Regions from separate parts of the Homo sapiens genome. Here region 1 is linked to region 2. A link is a contact called in ENCODE Hi-C or POLR2A ChIA-PET data. All regions are on one chromosome and are shown on one strand. The core of a region is the stretch at or near the end of the contact, and the rest is flanking DNA. Distances in the headings are between cores, read along the strand shown. Region 1 overlaps LIMCH1 (LIM and calponin homology domains 1). Region 2 overlaps LIMCH1 (LIM and calponin homology domains 1).

Evidence for each region. Hi-C counts contacts between places; a loop is a spot of excess contacts on that map. ChIA-PET counts read pairs that join two places held with the same protein, here RNA polymerase II (POLR2A). Pooled maps may share reads with other maps.
Region 1: a loop to region 2 is called in a map of tibial artery, with 4 times the contacts of the local background. The contact joins two enhancer-like sites. A Hi-C loop is called at or near these places in 7 of 168 maps with a recorded cell type or tissue (HCT116, Right ventricle myocardium inferior, aorta and 4 more) and 9 of 50 pooled maps. POLR2A ChIA-PET finds 5 or more read pairs at or near these places in 3 of 52 experiments (A549, BJ and H1).

Annotation. Positions count from the first base shown.
Region 1 is chr4:41,617,369-41,622,072 of GRCh38, reverse strand. It overlaps LIMCH1 (LIM and calponin homology domains 1), which reads right to left. Exons shown (of 32, transcript NM_001330672.2): 6 at 2,633-2,885; 7 at 1,383-1,649. Among named protein-coding and RNA genes, the nearest start is that of LIMCH1-AS1, 73 kb to the left of the region's middle. Within about 2 kb of position 1,397, at least 2 of the 41 ENCODE cell types and tissues checked have a DNase peak (open chromatin) inside an H3K27ac peak, as active enhancers do.
Region 2 is chr4:41,567,852-41,572,440 of GRCh38, reverse strand. The region is part of intron 1 of LIMCH1 (LIM and calponin homology domains 1); the gene reads right to left. It overlaps LOC105374423 (a long non-coding RNA gene), which reads left to right. Exons shown (of 4, transcript XR_001741667.2): 1 at 1-4,589. Among named protein-coding and RNA genes, the nearest start is that of LIMCH1, 32 kb to the right of the region's middle. Within about 2 kb of position 2,345, at least 6 of the 41 ENCODE cell types and tissues checked have a DNase peak (open chromatin) inside an H3K27ac peak, as active enhancers do.

The DNA.
Region 1 (4,704 bases), core at 148-2,647, 51 kb before region 2:
ATATTCCAGAAGCACATACGTGTTCAGAATAGGCATGATTATCTGTAATATACCACAGACAAGGAGGAAGTATATCCTTAGTTGTTTTTTTTTTTAATACAAAGGTACTCTAGAATTAAATTTATGTAACTCAACACTGGATATTTAATTAAGACCTGGACCACATAAATAACCACATGTGGAGCTGTATAGAGAAATGGAAAATGTGTGGGAGGCAGATGTGGTGCTGTGGTCAGAGCATCCGAATCTGATCACCAGGTCGGTGGTGACCAGCTCTGCAAGTCACTGACTATCAACGATCCTCAGCTCCCACTTCTGGACTTCTGGAAGATGGGTATATCAGCCACCTCTTAGACTAGCCTGGCCAACCTGGTAAAACCCCATCTCTACTAAAAATCCAAAAATTAGCCAGGCGTGGTGGTACACGCTTGTAATCCGAGCTACTTGGGAGGCTGAGGCAGGAGAATTGCTTGAACCTGGGAAGCAGAGGTTGCAGTGAGCCAAGATTGCACCACTGCACCCCAGCTTGGGTGACGGAGTGAGACTCTATCTCAAAAAAAAAAAAAAATTAAATGGAACAGCAAGTGGCAAAGGAATTCCAACTGTCAAATTATTATGAATGTCAATTTGTAAAATACATTTTGGCTGCACTATTATTTGTTAGGATCATTGTGGTTATTTTATAAGAAAAATTAACCAGCTTCTCAAAACACTACAGAAGAGTGCAGAACTATAGTTTTCCTTGGCTCTGATTGCTGAAGGTCTCCATCTCACATGTAATATGAAGCTATCAGGACTGGATACTAGTACCTTTGTTACAATTAAAGAGAAGTAATTACTCCATTCTTTGTTTTTGAATCAACATGCTTTAGAAACTAAGGAGTCAAATAAACCCAATTCTACTTAGTACTCTCTTGGGACAAAGAAAGTAAGTGGATTTTGTAAGCCAGCCACTCTCTAAAGAGAGTGTTCCCCATTTCAAAGCAACAGACTATTTTTCTAGTGATGTGTAAAGTAAGATATGAGCCATTTAGGAGTAGCATGAAAATTAACAAGCCACAAACAATAGAAAAATACAATGTTATTGCTAGGTAAATCCTGCAGCCCACACATGACTGATCACAAATACATGACAAAGACAAGGGCTGCACCCAGCAGTGAGGAGCTCACTCTTCACCTTCATTTAAAATACCCAGGAGGTACTTAGCAGAGACATGCCTTAAGGCAAAGACTATCATCTACGTGCTCAGAGCAGGGAACAGTGATGCAATAGGAAAAGCGGGAAGTGGAAAAATCAGATGAAAACTCCAACTCTCTAGACAGATTCCAAATCCCCAGGCATGCAGAAAGCCAGCCGGGCCAGCCCTCAGCCCAGAGCTGACCTGGCAAAGCGCTGTGCTGCTGGCATGACCTTGATTCCAGCTTGCTCTAGCCTTTTGCGCTTTTGGATCTCAGCAGCATCTTTTTCTTCAGACTTGGGAGCTGGTGCCACCACAGCCCCGTCTGAAGAAGGGTGCTCCTTACCACTGCCGTCAGGTAATTCACACCCACCATCGGAAGGCTTCCAACCAGGATTCATTTGGCCAGCTGGGTTGTCTTCACCAGCAGACCCCACTTCACTCCCCTCTTCCTCTATCGTTTCAGGAAAGCTAGTGAGTTGGACAATATGGTTTACCAAACTAACAGACTGGGCTGGGGAGCAGACCCCATGTCATCTCCCCGCTATTCTGATATTACTTTTCACTTTAGAAAAGAAAGTCATAGCACACAATATAATCCTGATAATGTGAAGAAAATTCAACGCAGCCATTTAATTCATACAATGCATCATACCCGCAACATTGAGAGTTATCCCAGACTTGATAATGAAAGGCAAAAACCTTTTCTGCTGGAAAGGTAAATTTCATTAGTTTGTTCAGCAAATTAAAAATTGTAATAACATCTTTATTCAATGGAAAATAATAGTACAGATGGACTATTAGACAAGTTTATTTTATTGTAAGATTCTTGAAGGCAGGGACTCTGCCTTATTTGTTATTGGGTCCCCAATGCCTAGCATATAGTAGATGCTCAATAAGTACTTGCTGAATAAATGAATAAATAAATACAAAAGCATAATCAGAGATTAAAACACTGTTTCTCTAAAGAGATGAGAAATCCATTTATTATGACTATTTCTATATGTTATTGTGAACCACATTCCATGCATCACATATTTGAGCTTATATCAAGTTAATTTAAGCCTAGAGTTTTAAAACATCTTTTTGCATAAAGATAGGAATCTTTCTACGCCTAATCTGACAGGATTGGGAGTCAAGCAGTCTCCGCAGAAGGACAAGGATGACAGATTTGCTCTCAATGTCCTATCAACAGAATTGGTTTCAGAAATCTGCTTATTTAGACAAGTAGTTGCTGAATACCTACTGTGTGCCAGGCACTGTTCTAGGCGCACTCACGAAGCTTCTATTTTCTCCTGACAAGCTCTCTCCAAAGATCTGTCCCACCCACCTCCATCTGTAATCTTCCATCAAAGTTCTGAATTGGTCATTTAACCTCGTTCCTGTCCAGGAGCTGCAGTTCCCAAACCACTCATGCCCAAGCCAGGAAGAGGGCAGCGGTGCTCAGGCCTTACCTGAAGGGCCTCTCCCCACCCAGCGGGGAGGTGGCGGTACTCCAGCTCTTGCGGTATTCCTCTCTCTCTGCTTTCTTCTTTCTCAGAGGCGCGGGGACGTAGGCCGTCTGATTGCTTTTGTTCGGGAGGTACTGGTTAAAAGGCACTGCTGATTTCGGCTCACCATGGGAAGTCCGCCGTGCAGACATGTCATCCTTCTTCACATCTGGCAGCTTCCGATGAGGCAAGTCGGATTCAGAGTCGCTTCCTCTCCCTAGGGAAGAGAGGATGGGTACTGAGAAAGTGTGTTAGGCTAGCAGAAAGTTCCCAATGTTAAGCATGCATTAGGGATGTGGTTCAATCTGTGGGTTCTGAGGATTCCTTCTTAAATCATTCACTTAACAAATCTAAAGTGTAGATTTGTTACACATGTAGATTACTCCACTCTGGGAAAAGAAGGAAAAAAATCAGGAAAAAAACCTGACAAGGGCAAAACTAAAAACTACAGACATAAGCCTAACTGTATCCGAGAATTACAATTAGCAACACATCTGCAATAGGATTTTATGCCTCCTGAGATTCTGCTACTCTCAGAAGAAAACAGAAATTATCCAATGAAGTTTTCACTGAGCCCCTGCTGCATGTCTTACACTATGCTAGATACTCCAGCAAATAAAAATTATGAAGCATTTTGTCTTTGAGGCATCTTTAACCAACCCATAACATACCTAGAGAATTTAAGTTATAATCAAGAAGCACAGATGTAGAACAACAGAAACTCAGAAAAGTGATCAATTCGGATTATACCAAGGGTTTGTCTTCCAGGAAGTGGTTCAAGTAGTTCCTCTGCATGGGAGCTCTTCCTGGTTCCCACGGCTGGAGGCAATCTGTTCTTCCTGTGAACCCTATGCCCCCATGATCTTGTCTTTTCTTCTGGCACATTATACTTTCTACCTTGTACTTTGAGAATAAGGGCTTTATAGTTTTTATAGTTATTATGTCATTGCCTTTGTACACAGTGGGCATCCTTAGATTATCTGATGAATAAAAGAGTTGGTTTGGCTTAGAGTGTTTTAAACAACACAAAGGAATTCAGCATTCCCAACATCAGCCATTTGTTGGACAAAAGCCCCAATAATTATATAGTATTCTTGTTTCCTGAGTCTCATCTTATTAGATTTCTAGGATCTATTAGTATGAAGCCATCATTCCAACAAACACTGCCATATAAGTAGCGGCCACTTCAATGCTGGTTGAAAACAATCAATGAGAGCATTACAAGATTATTCAACTATGGTGGTAACAAATAAAATATATACCTATTTACCCTTAAGAAAAGAGCCTTAAACTAAGAGCCAGGAGATGTGGCATCCTGGCAGAGAAGGTTGGTGTTAAGTCAGAGCCACTTCCTTTTGAGTTCTGCTGCTCATTAGCCATGAGACTTTACATATGTTACATCAGTACTTTAAGCCTCAGTTTCCCAATTTACAAAATGAGGATAATAATATCCCTACTTCATAGCTGTTGGAAGAACCAGATACATATGAAACTATTGGTACAGTGCTTGGGGCAGCCTAAGTGCTTAATAAATGCTGGCTACTCTTTATGTCATAATAGTTCTGGATCTGTCAGAAATGAGCTGGGGCTCCTAGGGTTGTCTCTAACACACTTGACTGTCCTTTTCTGTAAAATAGGAATAAAATGATTTGCCCTGGAGGTTAAATGATATAATGGCTTTTAAAAGACTGTAAACGTTAAAGGCATTGACCATAAACAAGTTGTTCATTGTTGCAGATGAAATATTCAGTTTATGAATTATTCATGCCACATGCTTTCAGTCCTCCTTCTGAAGTTTTGACCATTTCATTACTTATTAGTACAGTATTTGACTCACAATTTAGCTCCTTTCCACCCGGTCCTTAAACAAGTATATCTGTCTCAGTATCATAATGAAATGTTTAGAGCCCCCTGTGAATTGCTTTATAAACAAACATTACCCTACCTTGCTAAACTCTTAAATTTGTTTCCCCATTTGATACTATCCCATTTTATAAAGGTGGGTACAGAGGCTCAGAGACACTGTAGGAACCCCT
Region 2 (4,589 bases), core at 1,096-3,595:
CATATTTTCTTTCCTTAAGTAAAAAAAACTAGTATTGTAAAATATGCAATCTTGGACACTAAAATGTAATATAAAACCAAATCCAATGGTAATTCCCCTAAATCCAATGTATTGCCAATCGTCAAATTTTGTTTCTCTGTGGTTTCTAAACCCCCGAACTGTGTGTATCTCTATACAACTTATAATAATAATTTGAGTGGGGCACTTGCAAGATCATTGTCTTGCATCTGTGAAGATGTTGTTAATTGTGTTACATTTCCAGATGGAGCAGTGTTTAGAAAAGTTTGACAAAGCAGAATTCAGCTCAGCAGCTAACGTTTCTTTTTCTCATACTCAGTGCCCATCTCAGCCTCTCCATTTGCTCCCACCCCTATCAACAAACCAACCAATAATTATTTCTTAGAACTGCTCCTTTCATGTTTCATTCACGCTTAGGTAGAAATCATTGGAGATTAAAATATCCCCAGTCTCAAATATATTTCCAGTTTACTATAAATGAAAGGCTGCTTGCTATAAGGCACCCCTCAAGGAATTTCAGGCTCTGGTAAATACCTAATAAGAATAAAGGTTTCTGAGGTGGCAATGGTTTTCGACATCCTTGACATCAAACCCTATAAAAGCCATCTACTTCCCCTTCCTTTGAGGCCAGGCACCACACCACTCTGGAGACCCACTTTGAATCTTGTCATTACCTGCAGTGATACTGTAGATAATCCAGTATCATATTCCATGGCCGAACACATTATCCATCAGGCTCTTGCTCACCCTCAAAATGCACTAGTTCTTGGACCTCACACCAAACTTTTAACCTGTTGATCACCCAGTGGAACATGTTGGCTCCCTTATAAATTCATTGTTTCCAAATTCAGCTGAGTCCTCACTGAGGCCATAATTTTATCCCATTCCCCTCAACAACAAATCCAACCTCCTGCTTCTCTCTTCATATTCTCTCTGTGACACCCCTCCCACTTACTCTCAGACATCCTTGCCTGCTGCTGCCCTGAGAAAGTCAAGGCCTCCAGAAACGGCACTGTCAATACTCCATTCCTTTTTTATACACTCCTGTGTTCCGTCTCCTTTCCCCTGCTCCGAGGACAAAAGAAGTCTCTCCTTCCTTGTCAAAGTCATCCCTTCCTAACTTCCAAGACTTCACACTTATTTTCCCCTCTCTTCTCTGTCTCTGTCTTCATCTTTTTCTCACCAGTCTTCTCCTTGTCCTATAAACAAGACAAAAAACATTTCTACCCTAACGAACAGTCCTCCAAGGACTGTGTGGCTCCCTGAGCCACACATTCTCTCCTCTTCTTTCTCAGCTCTCCTGCCCACAAGAGTTGATCATAATCACAGTCTTTATTTCTCTCCTCCTGTTTGATCCCCCTCACAATCTGACTTCAATTCTCACCATCTGGTACAAATCCTCTTACGGTCAACAATCATTCCTTACTTGCTAATCCAAGGGACACTTTTCAGTTCTTGCAATGTGCTAAATCTCTACCTGCATTTGACACAGTTCATTACCTCCTATTTCTGCACTCTCCTTCAAATGGATGCTAGAATGCTCCACTTTCCACTGTTTCTCTGTTTCTTTTTCTCAGTCCTCTTCCTGAGTCCCTTTTTCTCCCCCAATCCTTAAACGACAGTTTCTCCAAGTCACACCCCATGGCCAATAACTCTCATCAGTCTATTTTTGTTGGGCGGTGCCATTCATCCTTCTGTCTTTAACCTTTGCCTAAATGTTATTGATTCTTGAATCCCTCTTGTCCGCCCAGAGCTACCTACTAAACATTTCTTTGCCACAAAATGTTCGGAGCAGGGCCACTGTTACAGATGGTGGAAATTATAATTTCCTCCTTTCCTCAAGTGCACAGGTCCAAACCAGGATTCATTCTTCCTCAAAATTAACACCTCTGCCTTAGCATAAGCATGCAAACCAAAATCAATACAGGCTAGTGTCTACTCCACTGCAACGCTAATGCAAAACATATCACTGAAGGAAAAGAGGGCTGATAGAACAAAAGCAAGGCTTAAACTTCAGATTCAAAGGCTCCTGTTGAAACCAGAGAGTCCCTACAGCAATTAAGTGGAAGTGAGGCCACATGTTTTGAAAGTATTTCTTTAACCCCTTGGAAAGCAAAGTTTTGTTAGTGCTATAAGCAGAATGCCTCAGGTCAGAGCTTCGCTGTAAGACTACTGGTTAAAGCACAGAATGGCCACAGAATTATGCGTGCCAGGCAGGCTTACTATTTTCAGCAGTCAAGCTGATGCAGCATATCTAATGTTTTGTGGAGGTCACAGAGTACATTGCCAAGGATACCGTTCTGTGTTACTGAGACACATGGTGACACTCATACCTAATATCCCACGCTGGGACCTGCTGTCCACCAACCATTCTGCAAACATGTGGTTCATGCTGGGCAGACCCTCAGCTGTGTCCTCAGCAATGATGCTATAAATGGCTGTCATTTAGTCTTATCTATTTACTCATGAAAGAGAAATTCAGTCACAATGGCCAGAGAAATGCAAAATAGATTAAATAGCATAGGAACTTTAAAGCATAAATCCTTTCCTGATGATGACGAGGAACAGAATTTTAATCAACAGGTTATTTTTCAGTGAACTAAAGTGAATTTGATGCACAGCTAATATTGAGAATCTGCTTTTAGTGGCATTTTTGGAGTCCTTATTATGTTTCATTATCTTTGAAACCCACTTCAATATTGAATATGGTCCTTGACTTGACTACTTTGACAATGCATCTCCAGTAATCCGAGTACATACAATATATTTACTATAGTATTTGGAAACCACAGGTACTATATAGCTAATGTGTTCAGCCAGATTTAAAACAGGTCCTAGATTTCAGCTGTGCCTCATCTCCTAATTGACTGTTGAGGGCCGACCCTCCTATTCTTTTACTTCGCGTTTCCAAGTAGAGGAAGCTCCCTTAGCATAACCCCTGGGCATTTTTCTGCCCTCTTGCTCATGGGGTATCTGAGTGATGAAGGAACTGAGCATGTTTAGCCAAGCCTCTTCCTCCAACTTCGGGCAAAATGTGCACTTTCTCTTCCACTCCATACTACAGGTTTTACGGGAGCTGCCCCTACAGGAGAGAACTGCATGGTGGGCTCTTCCTGGTGGCTGAGTGGGTAAGTCTGGCTTCGTTCAGGCTAAAAGGGCAGCAGGCACCCTTGCCACAGACCGAAGTCTTCAATTGAGCTCTTCTCATTAAGAAAGCGAGCATTTTGATCTCTAACTCCTGCATCTCTCAAGTGGGGTAACAGGTCACGCAGCATTATTTATCATGAGAAACAAAACCAATTATTAAACAATATCTATGCTGGTTCGGGTGTAGGCATTTACACAGTCAATTCTTATCAGTTTCCCTCAGTTGGTAATTTCTATTTAGTACAATGTTAAGAAGCACTAAATTGTTTTTTTTAATTATATGAGACATTTCTTGATTACATTCTGTGCATATTTTCATTACACCATATGTAGAAGATCAAGAGAATGACAGACTAAAAACACAAAGAGAAAAAAAGAGAAGAAAAAATGTAATAAGACTGCCAATGCACAAAGATGGGCCACATAACCTGAATAGAGAGGTAAATAACATGTCTAGAAATTTGAGAGAAAACTTTTAAATGTTTATCTCTGCAATCAATTTCAAAGTCAAGCAATCTTTCAATGGTTATTTACTATTCATAGTAACTGCCAATACCTCGACCTATAGCCTCGCCTTATTTTATGACAAAGGAGACAATTTACATTTGAGTATATCCTCCAATATCCACAGACATTTCATCAACATTTTGGCCTATTTTAGCAGCATCATATTTTTCTCATTCAGTCTTTCTGAAGGATAGCCAGAAGAAATCATCCATTTTAGAGTATTTTTCTCGCATTAGTTTTTGAAGAAATCTAGATCCAAAAATAAGTAGAACATTATGTCACCACTGTTTTCAATACATATACTCTGTGTGCATGTGGATCAAACCCATGACACACCATTGCAAGGGAATGCAACAGTTCTTGTGTTGTAACTCCGGTGCATCAGGTCAGCTGTCACGTTGGCTCTCCTGAAGCTGGACCTTGATAACTTTTTGTTTTAAAATTATTTTCAGATTACACAATTTATTGTAAAGTGATAGGAAAGCTTTCTTAGTGATGAGTCTGTAATTTCACTATCAATTATGGTTGTAAATACTGGATCCTATTGACCATTTATTCCTCAAATGCCATTTTACTGCCCATTTAAGTAACCGTCATAGCTGCTTTTTTCTTTTTTGAGAAGGAGTCTCGCTCTGTCGCCTAGGCTGAAGTGCAGTGGTGCAATCTCGGCTCACTACAACATCTGTCTCCTGGGTTCAAGAGATTCTCCTGCCTCAGGCTCCTAAATAGCTGGGATTACAGGTGGGTTTCACCATGCCTGGCTAATTTTTGTATTTTTAGTAGAGCCGGGGTTTCACTATGTGGGCCAAGCTGGTCTCGAACTCCTGACCTCGTGGTCCGCCTGTCTTGGCATCCCAGAGTGCTGGGATTACAGGCATGAGCCACCACGCCCGGCCTATAGCTGCCAATTTTAAGGA